2 separate regions of the Homo sapiens genome follow, and region 1 is linked to region 2. A link is a loop called in an ENCODE intact Hi-C map of the cell type or tissue named here. Cell type or tissue: breast epithelium. All regions are shown on one strand. Links, peaks and the distances in the headings refer to the core of each region. The heading gives the core; the rest is flanking DNA.

Region 1 (12,069 bases), core at 2,614-10,613, 56 kb after region 2:
ACTAAAAATACAAAATTAGCCAGGCGTGGTGGCACACACCTGTGATCTCAGCTACTCGGGAGGCTGAGGCAGGAGAATCACTAGAACTCGGGAGGCGGAGGTTGCAGTTAGCTGAGGTCGCGCCATTGCACTCCAGCATGGGCAACAAGAGTGAAACTCCGTCTCAAAAAAAAAAAAATTTTTTTTTTTTTATAAAATGTTACTCATATCATATTGTACGTTATATTTAACTCTTGCTGTCATTAAAATAAGATGACAACATTTATGAAGTTTTATAAAATCTTACATTTTAGGGTCTGTGTTCCCAGGGCTGCCTCACTTTTTCCCTAAAAAACTAGGAACCACTGTTAACCTCCCAGCAGATGCAAGGATCATGCTTTCTCTGGAGTCCTTAGTCACTTCCATTCTTTGCAAGTTTAGTACTGCCCAAATTTACTCATTCTACAGTGTTACTGCACTTTGAACGTATTGACCCATGTCACCCAAGAGAAGCAAACATATGGATGCACTAGAGACAACTCGGGTTGCTGCTCTCAGTTAAGGGCTATGAGTTCTTGGGGTCTAAGTATCTGTAAAATTATCCTCTCCATCAGCTCTCACTGATCATTAATGTTTCTGGATATTTCTTACCCTAAGATTTGCTTACCAACAAATCAAAGAAACGCTTCACTAATTATTTTTAAATTGAGAAAATAGTATTCAGAGGCAAAGATTTTTATATTCTTTTTTGAGACCAAGTCTCACTCTGTCATCCAGGCTGGAGTGCAGTGGTGCGATCTCAGCTCACTGCAGCTTCCACCTCCCAGATTCAAGTGATTCTCCTGCCTCAGCCTCCCAAGTAGCTGGGATTACAGGCGTCCGCCACCACGCCCGGATAACTTTTTGTATTTTTAATAGAGACGGGGTTTCACCATGTTGGCCGGGCTGTTCTCAAAGTGACCTCAGGTGATCCACTCGCCTCGGCCTCCCAAAGTGCTGGGATTACAGGCTTGAGCCACCACACTCAGCCTTATTCTTATATTTTAATTTGGTCATTCTTAGATCTACAGATTGAACATCCCTAATTGAAAACTTTTTGAGTACTAACATAGTGTTCAAAGGAAATGCTTATTGGAGCATTTAGAATTTCAGATTTTCAGATTAGGGATGCTGAACTGGTGTAATGCCCAGTATTCCAAAATCCAAAATAATTTGAAATCTGAAACACTTAATGGTCCCAGCATGTTGGATAAGGGATACTCAACCTGTATTGATTTTTCTCCACTATAATTCAGTTCTATAAGTTCTTCCCTATAAAAAATGAATGAATTAGAAATTTGATAATAAAACATATTTTATTAATTTTAAACTCTATCTTGCAGTCTGATCATTCAGAAAGGTCAACCTAGAAAAAAGACATGGCTAAGTAAACTATTTTAAGCCATAACTAAGTATTTTGGAAAGCCTTCATTAACACATAAAGAATTTTGGCCAAGTACTGTGGCTTATGCCTGTAATCCTAGCACTTTGGAAAGCCGAGGCCGACGGATCACTTGAGCTCAGGAGTTTGAGACCAACCTGCGTAACATGGTGAAACCCCATATCTACAAAAAGTACAAAAATTAGCTGGGTGCGGTGGCGCATGCCTGTAGTCCCATCTACTCGGAAGACTGAGGCAGCAGAACCGCTTGAGCCTAGGAGGTGGAGGTTGCAGTAAGATGAGATCATGCTGCTGTACTCTAGCCTGGGCAATGAGAGTGAAACTCTTATCTCAAAAAAAAAAAAAAAAAAAGAGCTATACTCATAGTACTTTGGGAGACCAAGCAGGGAGGATTACTTGAGACCAGGAGTTTGAGACTACCATGGACAACATAGCAAGACCCCATCTTTACAAAAAATTTAAAAATTAGCCAGACACCTATAGTACCAGCTACTTAGGAGTCTAAAGTGGGAGAATTGCTTGAGCCTGGGAGGTTGAAGCAGCAGTGAGCTTTGATCATGCCACTGCATTCCAGCCTGGGTAACAAGAGTGAGACTGTCTCAAAAAACAAAACAAAACAAAAAAATGGGTTTTTTTGTTGTTGTTTTTGTCTTTTACTTAGGACACCTGCTCTAGAGGCTAGATAAAAATAGATTGTAATGGCCGGGTGCAGTGGCTCACACTTGTAATCCCAGCACTGTGGAGGCTGAGGTGGGCGGATCACTTGAGGTCAGGAGTACGAGACCAGTCTGGCCAACATGGTGAAACCCCATCTCTACTAAAAATACAAAAAATTAGTTGGGCGTGGTGATGCGCACCTGTAATTCTAGCTACTTGGGAGCCTAAGGCAGGAGAATCACTTGAACCTGGGAGGCAGAAGTTGCAGTGAGCCGAGATTGTGCCATTGCACTCCAGCCTGGGTGACAGAGTGAGACTCCATCTCAAAAAAATATATGTATTAAGAAATACCACCAGCAGTGTTTTGCTAACATAGCTGTAACAAATTATTAAGTTCTTTTTTTTTTTTAAGATGGAGGTTCACTCTTGTCGCCCAGGCTGGAGCGCAATGGTGCGATCTCAGCTCACTGCAACCTCCGCCTCCTGGGTTCAGATGATTTTCCTGCCTCAGCCTCCTGGGTAGCTGGGACTACAGGTGCCCGCCACCACGCCTGACTAATTTTTGTATTTTCAGTAGAGACGGAGTTTCACCATCTTGGCCAGGCTGGTCTCGAACTCCTGACCTCGTAATCCACCCGCCTCGGCCTCCCAAAGTGCTGGGATTACAGGTGTTTGCCACCGCGCCCAGCCCAAATTATTACATTCGTAAGACAGACACCTCTTAGAATCTATATATATGAGGTTTTACTCCCTTTTCTACACTCAGTATGTTTTAATTGATGCAAAGCAATTAATTGGCCTAAAATGTTTCAAATATTATAGTCTATACATTCAGAAAGTAAGGTTTAAGAATGAATTATTGGTGCTTCTTGGTGGGTGTATATAGCAGTTTTTAGAAGTTTAAATTTCACCTCTACTCAGAAAGATAAGCTTTTGATTCAGTGGTTTCAAATTTTCAGATCAATCCATTTAAGAATTGTTTTTTCAAATGTATATACACGTATAACATAAAAATTTTTGTAATTTCAAATGTCTTTTTTTCAGTTTTTTGGATGAATTATTATATTTGGTTTTAGTTACATTTAAAAGCTTGAAAATTACCTTTCTAACAATCATTTGAATGTCATTCATTGTCACATGAAATCAGGTATTTACGTTTTTTTCTAATGCTAAAATATCCAACATTGTAATTGCCCTATTTTTCCATTTTTATAAGTATAAAAGCAATGAATTTTAACACTGGTATTTAAATAATACAAAATATTATCCAAATTCATAACAGCACAGTGAAGTTTCTTTTGAAGACTATGTACTGGAAGCATTTAGAACTTACCAATATATACTGGGATAAATCGTTTCAATAAAGTTTATCAAATATTCTGTAAACTTGGACTTTTTGAAAAAGCACATAATCCCTTTAGTTCCTAAGTTCTAAAATTCATTCCTTACATCCTTCTTCAAGAAAAAGTTTATCAGTTTCCCTGAGTTATTCAGTCCTACCTGTTATGGACTGAATGTTTGTATCCACACCCGCCCCCCCACCCCAAATTCACATGTTGAAGCCCTAACCTCCAATGTGATGGTATTTGGAGATGGGGCCTTTGGAAGGTAATTAAGGCTAGATAGGGTCACAAGGTTGGTCCCCTTATGATGGCATTTGTGTTCTTATACAAAGAGACAGGAGACTCTCTCCATCATGTGAAGATACAGCAAAACAGCAGCTGTCTGCAAGCCAGGAAGGGAACCCTCACCAGGAACCAAACCATGATCTCGGACGTCCCAGCCTCTAGGAACGTAAGCAATAAATTTCTGTTATTTAAGCCACCCAGTCTATGGTATCTTGTTAGGACAATCTGACCTGGCTAAATACCACCATATTAAGTTGAATCATATAAAATTAGTTATAATAGTTGAACACTTTTACTCATAAAAATAGTAATTTCCTAAGGTTCAACCTAATATCATCAGTACTAGGTCCTGTCTGTTCATAAAATTGAATTGAGTTGACAAATACGCAAAGAGCAGGGTCGGACAGGTGCGGTGGCTCACGCCTGTAATCCCAGCACTTTGGGAGGCCGAGGCAGGCGGATCACCTGAGGTGAGGAGTTCAAGACCAGCCTGGCCAACATGGTGAAACTCTGTCTCTACTAAAAATACAAAAATTAGGCAGGCATGGTGGTGCATGCCTGTAGTCCCAGCTACTCAGGAGGTTGAGGCAGGAGAATAACTTGAACCCAGGAGGTGAAGGTTGCAATGAGCTGAAATCGCGCCACTGCACTCCAGCCTGGGCAATAGAGTGAGACTCTGTCTTAAAAAAAAAAAAAAAGAAAAGAAAAGAGCAGGGTCCTGTGATACAGTACACTCTGAACCTGATGGGAACCAGTCCTTCTAATAAACTAGAGATGGCTTTTACAGTAAAGCAAAGACATCTCTTATCAATCACCTATATCCATGAATCAAAAGAGAAAACCAGGTCAGGCATGATGGCTCACACCTGTAATCACAGCATTTTGGTAGGTTGAGGTGGGCAGATCACCTGAGGTCAGGAATTTGAGACTAGCCTGGCCAACATGGCAAAACCCCATCTCTAATAAAAATACAAAAATTAGCCGGGTGTGATGGCACACGCCTGTAATCCCAGGTACTCAGGAGGCTGAGGCAGGAGAATCGCTTGAACCCGGGAGGCAGAGGCTACAATGAACTGAGATCACCACTGTGCTCCAGCCTGGGCAACAGAGCAAGACTCCTTCTCAAAAAAAAAAAAAAAAAAAAAAAAAAAAGGCTGGGCTCAGAGGCTCACACCTGTAATCCCAACACTTTGGGAGGCCAAGGTGGGCGGATCACCTGAGGTCAGGAGTTCAAGACCAGCCTGGCCAACATGGCGAAACCCCGTCTCTACTAAAACTACAAAAATTAGGTGCATTGGCGGGTGTCCATAATTCCAGCTACTCAGGAGGCTGAGACAGGAGAATCGCTTGAGCCCAGGAGGCAGAGGTTGCAGTGAGCTGAGATCGCGCCACTGTACTTCCAGCCTAGGTGACAGGGTGAGACTCCGTCTCAAAAAAAAAAAAGAGAAAACCAGGGAAATGTGTAATGGGTTTGAGGAAACTTAAGGATAAAGGTTAAATAATTTAAAGTTTTCAGAGTTTTCCTGACTTAGGGGAATAAAGAAATTGACCTGGAATCTTTAATGTCGTTCTGCCTTCTGAGAATGGCTGTTGAGCTTCACATTCATGTACAGGAAGCCTCAATGCATATTCCCTTTGGTGAGTCAGGGAGATTCAGGTGCTTGAATTGTGAGCTGTTCCCCTGAGTTCAAGAGGACTTGAGTGCCAGGGACTGGCTGTGAGGCAACAGCGCCCTCACCATGTCCTCCAAAGCAGTCCAACTAAAAATGCTCAGCCTGGTGCTACCACTGCTCTTATAGGTACCAAATAGTGGGAGTGGCTTGAAAATTTGTGAGTCCAAAATTTCCAAACATTTTTTTCCTTCAACTTTAAGCTTTCCTGCATGGTCTGCAAAGGTTGAGGGCTTGTAGATCCCAACCCAGTCCCCCAGCTCCTGTGCTGTTCACAGACATACCAGATCCTCAAGGCCAGCCCCTTAGAAAGAATACCTGATGTTACAATTAAGTTGTGCTAGTACCCTTCATTGTTCTGAATGAGTCTTTCAATTCTCCTTTAGAAGCTAGTGCTAATTATGAATGTGTTTAATATACAAGCACGAAATTATGCTGTAAAAGTATAAAAGGGAAGGAAATAGAATTGTAAAGTGGGGTTTTCGGCATGGTGAAATGGGCTTTTTTTTCCCCTTTGATCATTTCTACTTAACAAAACATTTTAAAATATTTATCTAGTATTCAACTCTCAGAGGTAGAGAAATATAAACATTGAATTGAAGGATTTGTGTGGTCAAATCTAAAGCCCACCTAGTTCAAGAAACTGATGTCAGAGAAGGGACTGCCCAACATAACAGCATTTGTTTGTTCATTCAGTAAATAGTTTTTAGGTTCTATTATATTCCAGCTATTGTAGCAATCACAAAACTAGAAATCAAGTCCGGTATTTTGTTTCCCATTGCCCTTTTCCCTAAACCTAATGGTGCCTGTTTATCTCAGGTAGATATTTTGGGTATCTGTCTCCATAAGGTCACTAAAGTATTAGCCCAGCATTGTGATCACTGTGCATGGAAGATCCTAACCCTTGTCTCAGAAAAGCTTACTTGTTTACTTAAGTAAAAGCTTTGTACAGAGGGCTTAAGCTCTTTAAACCTCAGCTTCCACATCTATAAAAGGGGTATAACAGCACCTGCCCTAAGGATTAGAAGTGGTCAGGCCCACACAGCTCTGGTTAAGTACCAGGTATCCAGTGAGCTCTCCCTGCTGTACCTGCTCTTCCAAGAGCACAGTGCCATATGGGAAATGGAATTAATGCCATACTAAGGGGACTACAGAGCACAGAAAGGCCCCAAACCCAGCTAGGCAGGCCAGAGGACATCCTGGAGGAGGCCACAACTGAGCCAAACTTAACAGCAGGAATGCACTAAAACCTAAGATCCACTCACAGTAAACAGTTAACAAAATCCTCCTCTTTGGGAAAAAATGAATTTTCTAACATCGTGGACTTGCTTTTGAAAACTTTTTATTCACAACTAGGATTATGCAAAAGCAACTCAACTTCAGTTAAAACAAGTCATTTCATAATTGTTTTAAAACAAACTATTGAATACAATGAGTGCACATTTTAGGGCTTTATATCATCTTCTTCCTCTTCATGCTCTGCTTTCCTCTTTCTGGAAGGTTTACCTGAATAAATATGAGAGGTAAGACATAAAATTCAATATAAAATGTTTCTGGAAATTTTATCTAAAATGGTTCTGACCTGACAGTGACGAGCCAGCCCTTCACGTTAGAGCCCAGTTTCTCCACCCTTGGTAGCCAATGTGTGTCCCCACAGACACTGCCTAGATCAGGCAACTGAACCTAGGTTTCCCCTGGGCAGTGGTCAGGGCTGAAGGGACACTTACTTTTTTTTTTTTTTGAGACAGAGTTTTGCTCATTTCCCAGATTGGAGTGCAGTGGCGCGATCTCGGCTCACTGCAACCTCGGCTCACTGCAACCTCCATGTCCTGGGTTCGAGCAGTTCTCCTGCCTCAGCCTCCCAAATAGCTGGGATTCTAGGCATGCACCACCATGCCCGGCTAATTTTTGTATTTTTAGTAGAGATGGGTTTTCACCATGTTGGCCAGGCTGGTCTCGAACTCCTGACCTCAGGTGATCCGCCCGCCTCAGCCTCCCAAAGTGCTGGGATTACAGGCATGAACCACTGCACCCGGCCTACATAGCATTTATATTGTATTATAAGTAATCTAGAGAAAATTTTTTGTTTTCAGACAGGGTCTTGCTCTGTTGCCCATGCTGGAACGCAGTGGCATGATGACGGCTCACTGCAGCCTCGACCTCCTAGGTTCCATTGATCCTCCTGCCTAAGCTTCCTAAGTAGCTGGGACTACCTGTGCTCAGCTAATTTTTTATTTTATTTTATTTTATTTTATTTTTGTTGTTGTTGTTGTTGTTGTTGTATAGCTGGGGGTCTAATCTTGGTCTCAGGCTGGGCTCAAACGATCCGCCCGCCTCAGCCTCCCAAAGTGCTGGGCTCCCAAAGCACCCAGCCTACAGATGATTTAAAGCATAGCTTATATGCAAATGTTAAACTATCTTATATAAGCAACTTGAGCACTTGTGGATTTTGGTGTCCTCTGAGTCCTGGAACCAATCTACCATGGATACTGAGGGACAACTGTGTGTTGTGTAGAGAGAGGAAAAAATAAATGAAAACACAGTGACCAATGTTGTCACTGCAGTGTTTTTCCTGTCTGTATCTCCAGAACCTAGAACACAGCATGTGTTCAGAAAACATTGAATGAATTAATATGGCCAATGGGCAATACCATAGTGATTCTCTTATATAATTAATACTTAAGGCCAGGCACGGTGGCTCACGCCTGTAATCCCCACACTTTGGGAGGCCGAGACAGGCAGATCACTTGAGGCCCAGGAGTTTGAGACCAGCCTGGCCAACATGGCAAAACCCCATCTCTTCTAAAGATACAAAAAAAAAAAAAAAAAAAAAAAATTAGCCGGGCATGGCGGTGCATGCCTGTAATTTCAGTTACTCAAGTGGCTGAGGCACAAGAATTGCTTGAACCTGGGAGGTGGAGGTTGCAGTGAGCCAAGACTGTGCCACTGACTCTAGCCTGGGCAACATAGCAAGACTGTCTCAAAATAAAATCAATAAATAAAAGACATAAAATGTATTTGTACTTGTGATCTTATAAAAGGAAGAGAAAACAATTAAAGGAAAATATTTTCATAACAAATGAGATAACCCCTCAACTATTACATTGAAATAAAGACACCCAGTTTTAAGCCAGGCACCATAGCTCACGCCTGTAATTCCAGCACTTTGGGAGGCCAAGGTGGACGGATTGCTAGAGGCCAGGAGTTCAAGACCAGCCTGAGCAACGTAGTGAGACCCCTATCTCTACAAACCATTTTAAAAATTAGCCAAGCATGGTGGTGCATGCCTGTCGTTACAGCTACTCAGAAGGCTTTGGCAGGAGGATCACTTGAACCCATGAGATCGAGGCTGCAGTCAGCCATGATCATGCCACTGCATTCCAGCCTGGGCAACAGAGCAAGACCCTGTCTTAAAAATAAAATAAAATTAAAGGCTGGGCGTAGTGGTGTCTCATGCCTGTAATCCCAGAACTTTGGGAGGCTGAGGCGGGAGGATCACTTGAGGTCAGGAGTTTGAGACCAGCCTGGCCAACATGGTGAAACCCCATTGCTACTAAAAAATACCAAAATTAGCCAGCCTTGGTGGCAGGCGCCTGTAATCCCAGCTACTTGGGAGGCTGAGGCAGGAGAATCACATGAACCTGGGAGGTGGAGGTTGCAGTGAGCCGAGATTGTGCCACTGTACTCCACCCTGGGTGACAGAGTGAGACTCCATCTCAAAAAAAATAAATAAATTTTAAAAGACACCCAGTTTCCCACAATGAACATGGTAGATCACCTCTTGCTCTACCCATATGAAGCAATTCGTAGTTCTGTAGCCGAGACTTGATATCTCAGGCCCTGCACCTTTCTTTACAGGCCTTTCCATCTTCCTAGAGTGCCTAACCTGGCCTGTGTGCTTGTAAGCTTCTGCTCATTCTTCAATACCCAGCAGAGACTTCCTCCTCCATGCAGCCTTCCAAGACCCACCTGAGTACAGGTATCAGACCTTTGGGCCACTCCTAGTCCTACTGCTGCATTTATCTCACTGGATTTCAGTCAAGTGTGTAGACAGCTAATTTGTGCATGCCTGGTCTGTGAGCTCTGTTCCCAGCAGTTGGCTCCTGAGTACAGGGTAAACTCAGAATTGAATACATTTGGTCTTACTTCATCATTACTGAGTTTTTTTGCTCTCACTAATCTTTGAGTCTTATCTTCTGACCCCTCATCAGTGTCTGAGGAATAGATGCTGGCTTGTTCCTCTGAAAGCAAAGGAATTTTAGACATGGGATTCACCTTCAAAGATGGTTTATTTCTCAATGTTTCTTCTGCCAAATATTGTTACTTCCTACTGTACATTTTTCCTGAAGGAGTCAACTTTCTTTAAAAGTTTCAGCGGGAAGGTAAATAGAACTTTCAGACATGCTGAAATGACTAGATTTGAGAGATTTTGTTCTCAGAGAGGTTATTTGATCACTTTTAAATACGCACACATCAATTTTAAGAACTGTGAAGCTTAAATATTGGGTCTTTATACAAGCAGAGGAACTGCCTTATATACATTTCCCTCCACAAGGACATAAATTGTTTAACTGATTTTATTTGGAGGATGCCATGTTTTCCTTTTTCTTTTTCTTTCTTTGTTTTTTTGAGACAAAGTTTGCTCTTGTTGCCCAGGTTGGAGTGCAGTGGTGCAATCTTGGCCCACTGCAACCTCCACCTCCTGGGTACAAGCGATTCTCCTGTCTCAGCCTCCCGAGTAGCTGGGTTTACAGGGGTCCACCACCATGCCTGGCTAATTTTTTTGTTTTTAGTAGAGACGGGGTTTCACCATGTTGGCCAGGCTGGTCTTGAGTTCCTGACCTCAGGTGATCCGCCTGCCTCGGCCTCCCAAAGTGCTGGGATTACAGGCGTGAGCCACTGTGCCCGGCCAGATGCCATATTTTCACAGCTAATCTTTTCTGTGGGGGAGTAGCCCTAAGAAAAACAAAAAGGCCTTCGTACTTTTGTCCTCAGTAAATAGTAGGACAAGGACTAAGAGCTCGCCAGAGCAAAAGCAGGCACTGCCACCCTGAAATGATGAAATGTGACCTCCATACCTGACTCACTTTGGAGTTCACCTTGATAATAGTTTTTAATAGCAGCCAGGCTGAAGGTGTGCTTGCCTTCCTCCTCTGCACTGTCACTGCCAGGGTCCTGGTAGGAGACACTTGGCCACTCCTGGTAGCGCTTCTCCCGCAGATGGATTCCCTGAGACTCCCGTTGAGTGGAAGCCCTCAAGCGTTCTTCTTTCTGTAAAAAAGCAAATAACCTCTTCAGCCTAAAACAGAAACTTGTGCCCTCTTGCATCTACTTTTACCATAAAGAACACATAACAGCTGTCCCATGTGTCTTTGGGGTACCATCTTCCCCATCACACCTCTGTTACTCCACGTGGATCCATTGGTTTGCAGGTGTGAAGGCAATGCAAGGGTGAAGAGGCAGAAGGGGCCAGGTGTGGTTCACGCCTGTAATCCCAGCACTCTGGGAGGCCAAGGCGGGCAGATCTCTTGAGGTCAGGAGTTCGAGACCAGCCTGGGCAACATGGCAAAACCCCGTCTCCACCAAAAAATGCAAAAATTAGATGGAGGTGGTGGCGCATGCCTGTAGTCCTCAGCTACTTGGGCGGCTGAGGCAGGAGAATCACTTGAACTTGGGAGGCAGAGGTTGCAGTGAGCCAGGATCATGCCACTGTAGTCCAGCCTGGGCAACAGAGCGAGACTCCATCTCAAAAAGAAGCAGCAGAAGGGTGCCCTGACACTAACCGGCTCAATTGGCATTGGCACAGGCCTGTCCTTCAGAACCTTGCTGGTGTTCTGTTGGCACAGGCCTGTCCTCCAGAGCTATGCTGCTGTTTTGTGCTGCCACTTGGCCCAGAGAGAAGCATCCCACCCGAATTGACCTCCTGGAGCAGCAGAGGCTGTTTCTGTTCATCCCTGAGCCACAACCACCTGACCTGCCCAGGCTCCACCAAACTCCCATGGCTCCCAGATATTCCTGTCCTGACCCCTCAACCCAGAGCTCCCCATAGCTCCAGTGAGAGAATGGGGAGGCCTTACTAGGGGACAGTTCTTGAGCCACAAGGTAGACTTCATTTTTTAAAATCTGCCTGGCATTTCACACATTGGGGTTCACAATGTATGTTTGTGAAAGGTTACTTTTTTAAAATCATCAGTTTTCTAGATTTCAGAGTCCTTTGTTTGGTAGTCTCACCAGCAGCCATTGACATTACTGTGGTTAACTACACACTTAGAAGGTTAAGCTGGTTCCCTAATAACTGCAAGAAATAAAACAGCAGTGGCAATAAGAAATGGTGAATTAATGTTCTGGAAAACATAGGTCTTACTACCCCAAATGTCCCAGGATAAAGCTTAGCAAACATACCTTCTTCATCACTTGTGTGTGTTGGCCTTCAGGATCACGACCCGCCATTGGTAAGATTCTAATTTTCTGTGTCTTTGAACTTCTATTAGCAAGTGGCAGGGTCATCTTTCTGTATGTGGCACTGTCTCTAGAGTGAGGTCTGCCAGGAAGTGGACAAAAATGTCTCACTGGTTACTAAGAACATTTGGAGGCAAGCATACTGACAGCAAAAACACCCGGGGACGAGGACCTCACACTCAGCAGACAGAGGAGGCAGGATCACAGTTCTTCCTTCTCCAGCCTCCTGAGAAGC
Region 2 (12,069 bases), core at 1,657-9,656:
GGTCAGAGAAACTCTCTCACGCATGTGTACCAGGAAATAGGTAACAAGATTGTTTATAGCAGAGAAATAGAGGGGAGAGACTATAAGCAACTTAAATGTTCATTTATACGATAGAATAGTATATAGAAATGAAAAGAAAGTAGTATAGCTCTAAGCATCAACTCAAAACAATGAACAACATTAAATGAAAAAAGCAAGTCACAGAAGGGTGCATACTCTGCGAGTCTGTTTACGTAACATGCAAGAAAAGGGGCAGATCTAAAACTGTTGAGGGTATGTACAAATAAGGCAAAACTGAAGGAAAGCAAGAGAATGATTAATTCAAAATCTGGTAGAGTGGCTACTTTTGGAAGAGGAGATGCAACTAGAGAAGTGAATATGAGGGTATTAGTAATGTTTTCTCTTTTATGCTGGGCAGGGTGTTCATGGTTTTTCATTTTATTCTTTAAGCAATACTGTAAACAAGCTTTGTGTAGTAGATTTTACTTTGGGATTAGGAGAAGCAATGTATTGGAGTAAGCTATTTAGTCTCTCTGTGGAATGTAGAATGTCATGTTCCAACTTTACAGAACCTGGGTGGCATATAGCATTGCCTGCCTTTGCCCCTAATATCTCATTCCTATCGTATTGCCTATTAGAGTGCCCTGTTAGAATGATCATTGAATTTATGACCCATACTAGGACATTCTTGAAAGTAAAGTAAGGGATGCATAAAATAATTAAACTTATATCTATGTATATTTTAAAATATTCATTGAGAAAATTGGCTTATGTACTGAAAATTTCAAAAATGTATTAAAGCACATTAAAAACTTTTAAAACAGTAATTATCCAAACATTAAAAAAAAAGCATGAATTAAATTATTCTTGGTACATATTTATATACTTTTATCAGTTTCTTACCCTTATCTGTCTGAAATATCACATCATTGATATTTTTATAAAGGGAAAATTTTTTTAAGTGGTGTTATTTTTAATTTTTGTCCCTTAAATTTTTACCTTCTTCAGAATTACATTTTATGGCTAATATATTGGAAAGTGATGATATCTTCCATTGAATCTTATCTGAAGACTGTATTATTTTTAATGGAGAAAATATACTGTAAATATACTTGTAAGCTTGCTTATTTATTTATTTATTTTTAGAGACAGGATCTCACCTTGTTGCCCAGGCTGGAGTGCAGTGACACGACCGTAGCTCACTGCAGCCTCAAACTTCTGGGCTCAAGCGATCCTTCTACCTCACCCTCCCAAGTAGCTAGGACTACAGGTGTGTGCTGCCATGCCCAGCTATTTTTTTAAAGTTTGTATAGAGATGAGGTCTCACTGTGTTGCCCAGGCTAGTTTCAAACTCCTGGGCTCAAGTGATCCTCCTACCTCAGCCTCCCAAAGTGTTGGGATTACAGGCATGAGCCACTGTGCCTGGCCAAACTTGCTATCTTAAAGTTGGAGGTACAAAATGGACGCTTAACAAACAGTAATGACAATGATAATAATTTGCTAAAAAAAAAAAAAAAATTCAAGATAACCAGTAAACCAGAAGAGGTGCCAATAAAACAGGTATACACCAGACCTGTTTTGGGCAGTTACACAAGTTGCCTGCAATGTAGTATCTGCATAAGCAAATTCTGTTCATTTGCTTGTGTTTTTTTTCCCCTGTGATTACAGGATGTTTTTACTTTTTTCAACACACAATTCTATTTCCTCTATATTTTCCAGAACAAATGCATACCATGTATCTTTTACAATGAGAATAAACCAACAAAACTGTACTTTCTCCTTCATTTTAACTGGCTCCTAGCTAGATTAGAGATACTCATACTTGAACTGGGATAATAAGTAAAACCCAGTCGTATGCTTTCCATGTATTCTGGAAAACATTTAGGACTTATGGTAGGTCTGGCCTCAGCATCTCAACATTAAATCAGCAGTTCTCTTTCCTGGAATTAGAGATTCGTGCATCAAGCTGAGCATGGTGTCCTGCGCCTATAATCCCAGCTACTCGGGAGTCTGAGGCAGGAAGGTCACTTGAATCCAGGAGTTCAAGACCAGCCAGGACAAGACCCTGTCTCAATCATAAAATCTTTTTTTAAATTTTTTAAAAAATTAACAAGTTAATATAAAATTAAAGTGTGTCTTGAAATCAGACAGCCATCTTGTCTGCCATCGATGAACAAATTACAAAAATGGACTCATAATACATATTTGCCCACAGGGCTTGCAATACTGTTTCACAAAGATGGCTGTATTCTTCCTCTTCACAAACGGCCAGTCTGATACATAGCATGTTTAGCTACAGATGCCTCTGCTGACTCTCCCTGCAACATTTTCATTGCTCGCCAGTAGATCTGTCTGCAGTTTTCAGGTCTACCAAGGGGGTGGTTCAATGGTTCCTTGATACAATCCACCCAAAGATCAGAATCTACAGATCCAAACTCTCTCAAAGCCCTCTCATAATATTCTCTTAATGTTCACCATCTTGCAGGATTCTTGCTGTTTTCAAACTGAATCATTTTCCTGAAAAAGTCAACTGAAAATGGATGGCTGTTCTGTAAACTTTTATACACAGCTCTGGCTTTTTTGTAGCCACCATGTTGATAAGCCCAATCCAGGTACTTATCCTTCAGGGTTACTGAGTTGGCACCTGTGACAGCTAAGAGAGCTTTCTTAAAGATTGCCTCGGTGTCTTCTTGGCTTTTGGCACCTTCACTCCACTCTGCCAAGAAGTCCACAATGGTAGACAAACCTGGAGTTTCAGGTGCACAGAGTCTTCCTCAAAAAGCATGGCTATGTCAGGGCTCTTTGAGTCAATCAGCACATGCACCTTCATCTGCCACATTGTCCCAGAGTCTCTATAAACAGTTCAGTCCCAGCTACTGCCACCTCTAGAGCTTTCCTCAGGAAGTTATGGCACAGCAACAACTCAAGTCAACTGCTTGTATTGGAATTCTGGCAGAAGCTTGAGTTCATGTGCCCTTCTGAATGCAGTCATGGTTCTTTCCAACCTCTTCCCTCTGAGGAACCCACTATTTGTCTTCTTAGTAAATCTTTCCAAGCAAAAGGTGATATAACACTTCCACATGGCCTCCCTTGGCAGAGTCTTCACTGCCTCTTCATATACGGCACAGCATCTGTCCTCCTTCTGGCCCTCCTCTGCTTTGTCTTATTTCGTTGTAGGCTGTACGCTGCTCTTCTCCCGTTTGTGACTCGATCTCTAATTGTCACCTTGCCGCATAATCCCAAGTGAGAAGATCATCTGTGTGTAGAGCCTGAGGGTCATCATAAATTTCTATTTGTAGACCTTTGGCAAAGTCAAATCGCTGTGCAGTTGAAAGCAGTGACACATGAAATTCTGCACCTTAAATTATGCTTACAGAATTTTCATAGATGATCCGTGCCAATTTGCCCTTAAGGATTTCTTCAGAATAATCAGGATTCTCCACATCCATGTTGGCTTTTTGAAATTCTTGCTTTTCCTTCCTCAGTTTTTCAGCATGCATCAGCTCCATCCTAAAGTAGTCTTGATAAAGTTTTGGGCCCTCTGGATGAAAGTGCAGTGCCCAAAGAAATAGTTGCCTTGCACTTTCTGAAGACAAGCAGTCTTCCATTTCCCATTTGGCTGCCATAATCCACAAAGCTGGCTTGTTGGAATGAATGGCCAACATGGCAGAGAATACCTTGCTAAGTTGAGTTTTAGTAGCCCATTTCTTACAAAAAACTACATAGGAGGCCAGGCACGGTGGCTCATGCCTGTAGTCCCAGCACTTTGGGAGGCCGAGGCGGGTGGATCACCTGAGGTCAGGAGTTGGAGACCAGCCTGACCAACAAGGTGAAACCCCGTCTCTACTAAAAATACAAAAATTAGCCGGGCCTGGTGGCAGGCGCCTGTGGTCCCAGCCACTCAGGAGGCTGAGACAGGAGAATTGCTTGAACCCAGGAGGCAGAGGTTGCAGTGAGCCGAGGTCATGCCACTGCACTCCAGCCTAGGCGACAGAGCAAGACTCCATCTCAAAAAACAAACAAAAACCTACATAGGAGAGCCAAAGTTGAACATCGTCTTTCCTCTTTGCTGAGGCACTTCGGAAAACACCTTGTACCTGGTGTACAATAGAATTCTCAATCTCATCCTTCTTAAATGAATATCCAATGCGTGTTCTTCTCTGGATCTGTTCGAAAAGATTAATTTCATGTTGAACATAATTGATAAAGTCGTCCTTGAAAAGGGCTCTTTCCTGGATTCTGTACTGTAGATCAGAAGCCTTCTTAATGATAGCGTTAATCTCTGCATGACTGAACAGTCCAATGTGCTCTAGCTGTTCCAATTCAGGGAGCTGATCTTCTTTGTGTTCCTGAATTATCTCTGCCATGAGGTCCGAACTCTACAACCCCATGGGAGCTTCTCAACCGCGAACACGTGCAGGAAGCTCCCCCATTTGCTTGTTGTTGGACCCAAGGTGGTTGCTAGTCAAATTGCTGTCAGACTCCAGTGGTGAGCCTGCCTTTCTAAACAGTTTGAACATTTCCATTCATGGGAGATGGAAACACATCAAAGGAGCCTTAAAATGTTACTGGTTTGCAGAAAAAACATACTAAAATATTAAGCTGAGAAAACTTGAGGGAAGGGGTAGTAAAGGAAATGTATCAAACTGAAGTACTGAGCATTTTGCAGTCAAGAAAAACGTAACCAAATCACTAAGTCTAAAGTGTATTTATTTCCATAGGTACTAGGTACTTTTTTTTTTTTTTTTTTGAGACAAGGTCTTGCTATGTCACCCAGGCTAGAGTGTAAAGGCACGATCTTGGCTCACTGCAACCTCTGCCTCCTGGGCTGAAGCCATCCTCCCATCTCAGCCTCCTGAGTAGCTGGGACCGCAGGTGTATACCACCACACCTGGCTGATGTTTTGTATTTTTCACCATGTTGCCCAGGCTGCTCTTAAACTCCTGAGCTCAAGCGATTCACCTGCCTCGGACTCCCAACGTTCTGGGATTACAGATGTGAGTCACTGCGTCTGGCCCAGTACTAGGTATATTTTATGAGACAGACAGTTCATACATATGGCTGGAATATGCAGAAATCCTTGGTTTCGCCTTTCCTATAGAACAGTCCTGCCGAATCAGCAGATGATTAGCTCTTTGATATATGCCAACTTCTGTGTCTCTAGAGCTACTATTAACCTGCTTGTTGATTAACCTCATGGCTGCCTGGGAGAGACCGCACAGGAAGGAAATGATGATGGTCCCTTCCCACAGTCAGACCCTCCCACCAACCTTGTCAGTCAGTGGATGACATATCCCAGCATGATTTTGAGTATTTTACTCAATCATCTTCAGAATGCTGTATTTTTTTCCTTTAAAAACACCTCAGAAAAATATTTTCAAATGCATCTTTTCAAAAGAATATTTTTCCTAGTGGCAAGAGACCACTCCTGTCATGTGGAATGTATTGCTATCCCCCCATATTAATACTGAGTCATATTGTTCTCCTAAACAATATATAGTAAAACAAATGTGCCTTAAACATATTGTGCTGAAGCAAAGTACTCTGGTAAAATAATTTGAAAGCTATTGATGGAAAATCTTTTATTTTGACACATAATTTCTTTCCCCCTAAAATTTAATTATTAGAAATTCTAAATTCTATCAAGTGGCTGCCTTAATGGATTTGAATTTTGTTTTATCTTTTCCCTCTTTTTTCCTGGTTGATTTTTTTTTTCTCAACACAAGGCAAAAGGCATTGAATGATTCATAAACAAGAATAGTATGTGATATGTGATCAAAGAATATATGACACATGGAAATTACATTTCACTTAACCTGAGAATTAGATCTAAGTAGGTGGAGATGACTTACTATTTAAAATGTATTTGTTTCTTCTCTCCATAGCTTTAAGAAAAAGTAGAGATCACTTCTGACTGTACTGAACAGCAAAAATTAAGTGACTTGCTGCCCTGCACATCATGGCACTGCCATTCCGTAAGGACTTAGAAAAGTACAAAGACCTTGATGAAGATGAGCTCCTTGGGAATCTGTCAGAAACAGAACTGAAACAACTGGAAACTGTTTTGGATGATCTTGACCCCGAGGTAGGTGCTAGGTGATGAAGAGAAATGAAATAACTTTTCGAATTCTTTGAAACTCAGTAGCTGCCTTTGAGCTTTTCCATGACTTTTCTCTGGCACCTTCCACCCTTTCCTCCACTTTATCCAAATCAAGTTGCTTTTGGCTCTCTCTCCAGTTCCCCACTTCTGCCTCCATATGTTTAATGACATGACTGTCCTAAACTACTTCAGTATCCTTGTTTTCAAACATCTCCTGAAATTTTTTCCTCCTCTAAGAAATTTTTCTCCTCTGTGCAGGAAGGGATATTTTTAGTACAATGCAGCAGATGGTTACCTTTTTGATACACGCCAACCTCTGTCTCTTCAGAGCTTCTATGCCAGGTGGCTCCAGTGTAGAATGCCTCTAAAAGATTCTTCATGACCCTAAATCTAATTGTTCCCTTTCTGAAAGAGGCTGACCGAATTGATTACATTTCCAGACATTGGTAGAATAGATCTAAGTAACTTCTTGGCAATACAGCAGTCCACTGTGGAGCAGACATGAATATATGTATGTAAGCTTTAACTTGCAAGGTGGATGTTGTTTGTCTTATAAATTACACAAGGCTAAGATAGACACCCATGACCCTTGAATTGTTATTCCCTGATATGTTGGAGGACGGGCAGTGAAGGAAGAGCCTGAAGGTCGTGAAGGTAATGGTTGTTTGCTAGGCTTCTTTTCTTTACCACATTTCTTTATGCCAAGACGTTGATTTTAAGTATCCTCTAAGGACTGAGATGGAGTTCATTTTATAACGTTGTTGTTACTGGATGATGTATCTATACCATAGATCAAATCCCTTAACCATAATTACTATTATAAGGAAAAGTTCCCAGTACATCTGATTGGAGGGGGATTACTCAGGATAATGATGCTGTTTTTATCACATCACAACAGTATCTTCTGTAGGCAGTTCAATCTATTAGACCTATTTGAATCAAATGTTTTAGAACTGGAAAAAGTGGCTGGGTGCTCACGCCTATAATCGCAGCACTTTGGGAGGCCGAGGCGGGTGGATCACTTGAGGCCAGGAGTTCGAGACCAGCCTGGCCAACATAGTGAACCCCGTCTCTACTAAATATACAAAAATTAGCTGGGCATGGTGGTGCACGCATGTAGCCCCAGGCTACTTGGGAAGTGGAGGTATGAGAATTGCTTGAGCCAGAGAGGTGGAAGTTGCAGTGAGCCGAAATTGCACCACTGTACTCCAGCTTGGGTGACAGAGCAAGACTTATCTCAAAAAAAAAAAAAAAAAAACTGGAAAAAGCATAAGACTTTATCTAGTCCCTAGGCCAGGTTCCTCAATCTTGACAGTATTTACTTTTGAGGTTGGATAATTTGTTGTAGGGGGGCCGTTCTGTGCCTTGGAGGGATGTTTAACAACATCCCTGACCAGTAGCACACTCCTCCTGTTTTAAAATGTTCCTAGGATGTTGTTTTAATCAGGTTTGGTAATGGATGACACACACTGAAACTACTGCCTTGAAAGAAGAGTTTATTACTTACAGTTCCAAGAGTAGGAGGCACAGCATGCCACACAGAGGCACAGGGGGAAGCACCTAGATTGGTCAGGAGGCAAAAGGATCAAGGAACAAGCATGGTCCAGAGCCTTTATTGTGGTTCAATGGGAATGAATGGGTGAGTCAGGATAGGCAAGTTTGAACAAGTTTAGGACTAGATGGTTTGAATAATTTGAACAGGCTCAGGGCTATGTAACTAGTCTCTAGTTGTCCAGTATCTGGTTCTGGGTGATTTAGGGGGAGGGGAAATACTGGCTTGGTAAGTGAGCGTTAGATAAAAAAGAGGTGGTTAGGAGAATTGGTTGGTTTGCGTATGAAAGGTGTGCTCCGGGGGAGGTTGGTGGGGATAGTGCGCTCTCTAGCCAGCCCTGGAAGGAGTGGTCTCTCCAGGATTAGCAAGGCCCCAAGATGTCAAAGCATCATAAAACTCAGAAAATAAAAAACATGACTTTTTTTTAGAGCCCAATTCTCACTCTGTTCCTCAGGCAAGAGTGAAGTGGTGCAGTGATAGCTCACTGCAGCCTCGAACTTCTGGGCTCAAGCGATCCTCCCACCTCAGCCTCCTATGTAGCTAGGACTACAGGCAAGCACCACTATACCCAGCTAATTACTTTTTAAAATTTTTTGTAGAGACAGGGTCTCGTTATGTTACCCAGACTGAAAAACATAATACCCTCCCCCTGAGTTGACAACCAAAAATGTCTCCAGGCATTGTCAAATGTCCTCTAGGGGACAAAAACACTACTGGTTCAGAAACATTGATCTAGTTCATGCCCTCTGTTTTACAGATGGAAAACAGAAATTAGGTAACTTGCCTCAGTTATTACAATTAGGGAAAGAGCTGGGACTAGATCCCTCACTGCCTGATTGATACCTGGCAGTCTAGCAGTCTTTTTCTGTTAAACCACATTGAGTCTCCTCCCAACTCATGCACTATGGTATCAGTCTGAAATCTGTTGGCTAATTTTTTATTTGTAAATCCATGGCCTGCTTCTTGTGTGGGGAGGCTTGAGTAACCTCTGAATGTATTTTGCAAACTCCCCAACCCCAGTCATAATTCCTCTAACCTCAATACTGTTAGTTGAGGCTAGGAGAACAGTGATGTTTATTGACAGCATCTGTTTGTTGGGTGACATGTTTTTGGAAAGCGTTCTGGTAAAGAACCAGGTAAGAAAAGAGGTCAAGGGTAGTAGCAGCTACTTCAGCCAAAGAAACACCACTGTAACTTACAAAGTCTCAGGAAGTAGGTCGAAGGTGTGTGTGGTACCTTATTATATTTTGGAGGACTGTTTTACTGTCCTTCTGCTGTATTCAGTGTACGTGTTTGCTAACTCACTGAGTTTTTGCCAAAAAAAAAATATATATATATGTCTCCAGAAGACAGCCAGCCTAGGAAGAGCTTTTTTTCCCCCCCAAGGCTAGGAATATATTTTACAGCAAAATTGCACTGCAAGAGAGAAACGTGTCATTTTTAGTGACAATCATATTAAAGAAAATTTTTATATGAAAAGTAATTATGATCTATTAGCTTACTTGATTAGAACATATTTCTAATGAAGCTTGGTTCATGGGTTTATAGTCTCTAAAACCAGCTAGCTTCATTTAGATTGTGGTTAGACTGTTTTTGGCCGGGTATAGTGGCTCACACCTGTAATCCTAGCATTTTGGGAGGCCAAGGAGGGAGATTTGCTTAAGAGCAGGAGTTCCAGACCATCCTGGGCAACATAGCAAGACCTTGCCTCGACAAAAAATTTTAAAAATTAGCCGGGGGCATGGTGGTGCACACCTGTAGTTCCAGTTACTCCAGAGGCCTAGGCAGGAAGATTGCTTAAGCCCAGGAGTTCAAGGTTGCAGCAAGCTGTGATCGCACCACTGTACTCCAGCCTGAGCAGTAGAGCAAGACCCTGTCTCCCCCCTACCCAAAAAAAAGAAAGAAAAAAAAGGCTTTCTAAGGAGCCAGACCAAAAAGAAAGAAAGAAAAAAAAGGCTTTCTAGGGAGCCAGGATTTCAGCTATCATATTTAAGACTGTGTGTGTCACATGGGCTTGAGCAGGCAGGTAGAGTAGTGCAAATTCCATTACCACCACCATGAAATAGCAATATATACATCTATGCATTAATGATGGAGAAGGAAAGTAACTTTTTATTAATTTGCCTTAATGAGAATCTTTCTTTAAAAGCATTCTAACACCTTTATTCAGTAAATATTTGGGGGCAACTTGTAGACCCCAGGTACTATGCTAGGCTTAGGAATACAAGAATGAGCAAAACAAATGTGGTCTTTGCCCTCATGACGCAGGCTGGTAGGAATAGGAGCAGTTTGACATTAACCAAATAATCATACCATATTAAAAGAATGGTAAGTGCTACACACTGTAAGAGCTTGTGATGAGAGGTTAAGAAAAGCTTCCCTGGGGGAATGGAGCTACAATCTGAAAAATGAGTTGCAAAAAGGGATAGGCAGAGCATTCCAGGGAAGGGAGACCACACACATAGAGGCCTGGTGGTAGAAGGAAGTATATGGCAAGTACAAGAGAGAAAAAAAAGTCCAGTGTGACTGGAATGGAGAGGGTGTGTGAGATGAGGCTAGGGTGACAGACTGAGGGGCTGGTGGTGAAGGATAAAAAATATCAGGCAGCTGATCCAGGTGGGAAGCTAATGTAACAGTCTCAGCAAGCTTAGATCATAGTTTCGACCAAAGTAATAATGTTGGAGATGGGAAAAAGATGAATGAGTTCTTCAGGAAGTAAAAATGAGTAGGACTTGCAGGTCAATTGGAAATGGATTCTTCATGTGTAATTCCTCTCATGATTTCTAAGTCTAAAGGTAGAAATCTTATGTTTCTTTTTTATGTTTCCATAAACAATTTTGTATTACAGAAACATACTTGGTACAAAGTTAGGAATGTTTCGTCTTTACAGTTCAGCTTTCTGTGTAGTAGGTACCATTACATAAAGGGTAACACAGAAGTGAATTTTATGAAAATTATTATGTGTCTCAACAAATGACCACAGTTGAAGTGCTGTATTTCCTAGTTACAAATTGAATATTTTCTATTACTATTGCCCATATAAGATTACCCTTTATAATGAAAAATTGTCTTATACCACCCATGAAATTCAGCGTCACTGCCAATATTGGGAGGTTTTGCAAAAGAGAGCTGGCCCTTTTGTGTGATTTCTCTGGCTGCCTCCCATTTTCAAAGCAAAGATATACCCAGAAATATGAGACAAGGCAGTATCACCTCTTTGGCTTTTGACAAGTGAAAGGACGGTACTCACTTTGTCTAGTCAGCCCTTGTGTTTACTGGGCTTAGTGAAAATTAAGGGACTACAGGAGACAACTTTAATCCATCACCTTCCACTGCACCTCCCTCATCTCTAAGTCAGTCCATGCGCTCAAAAAGGCTGTACCCGTGTGGAAACCCAGGAACATAGCTCTTGCTGTGAGTATGTCAGGGGTCCCTTGGGGCATGTGAAACAATGATAGTGATTGTAGCAAGTACATCCTAGTGGTCATGTATATATGTACGCATACACACACAAGTGGAACATCTCACGTTGTGTTTAAACTGAAGTAAACATTAATCTGATATCCTACTGTATGGTATATATGTTGTAATCATGAAGAAGTCTGTACAATGAAATGGAAGTCATGAAGGAATATAATGTACAGAGTCATTTAAAACTCTTTTGTAATAGAATTATTCTCTGTACATATATATACACTGAGCAGTTATTAAGCATTAATAAAACTTTTTAAAAAAAACGTTTTAAGTTCAGGGATACCTGTGCAGGTTTCATTACGTAGGTAAACTTGTGTCATGGGGGTTTGTTGTACAGATTATTTCATCACTAATACCTGTTAGTTATTTTTCCTGATCCTCTACCTCCTCCCACCCTCCACCCTCCTCTATGCTCCAATATGTGTGCTTTATATGTCCTTGTGTTCTCATCACTTAGCTCTATATGTGTGCTCTATATGTCCGTGTGTTCTCATCATTGACTCCCACTTATGTAAGTAAGAAGATGTGGTATGTGGTTAATAAAACTTTTTTATTAGTATCCCAGAACACTTAAAAACTAAAGATTGTTTTCTGCTAGTAGAATCCTCTCTGAAGAAAATGTTCTATTAGAAAACGTATGCTGGGCGCGGTGGCTCACACCTGTAATCCCAACACTTTGGGCAGCCGAGGAGGGCAGATCATCTGAAGTCAGGAATTCTAGACTAGTCTGGCCAACATGGCAAAACCCCATCTCTACCCAAAACGCAAAAATTAGCTGGGCGTGGTGGCAGGCGCCTGTAATCCCAGCTACTTGGGAGTCTGAGGCATGATAATCACTTGAACCCAGGAGGCAGAGGTTGCAGTGAGCTGAGATCATGCCACTGCACTCCAGCTTTGGGGATAGAAGGAGACTGTCTCCAAAAAGAAAAGAAACTGTACTAAT

Evidence for each region. Hi-C counts contacts between places; a loop is a spot of excess contacts. Peaks named below come from ENCODE experiments on the same cell type or tissue, not always from the same donor. Only the 100,000 strongest peaks of a DNase experiment are listed, where the experiment ranks them.
Region 1: a loop joins it to region 2, with 27 times the contacts of the local background. A loop is called at or near these places in 6 of 110 quality-filtered maps.

What each region holds. Positions count from the first base shown.
Region 1 is chr15:51,912,263-51,924,331 of GRCh38, forward strand. TMOD3 (tropomodulin 3) reads left to right here. Exons shown (of 10, transcript NM_014547.5): 10 at 1-3,463. LOC112268148 (a long non-coding RNA gene) reads left to right here and starts at 6,879. Exons shown (of 3, transcript XR_007064635.1): 1 at 6,879-9,354. It also overlaps the pseudogene LOC100422556. In breast epithelium, for the core only: no CTCF peak of the experiment used is centred there; no DNase peak of the experiment used is centred there.
Region 2 is chr15:51,856,926-51,868,994 of GRCh38, forward strand. TMOD3 (tropomodulin 3) reads left to right here. Exons shown (of 10, transcript NM_014547.5): 2 at 5,886-6,085. The coding sequence starts at 5,960. It also overlaps the pseudogene LOC100422490. Among named protein-coding and RNA genes, the nearest start is that of TMOD3, 33 kb to the left of the region's middle. In breast epithelium, for the core only: no CTCF peak of the experiment used is centred there; no DNase peak of the experiment used is centred there.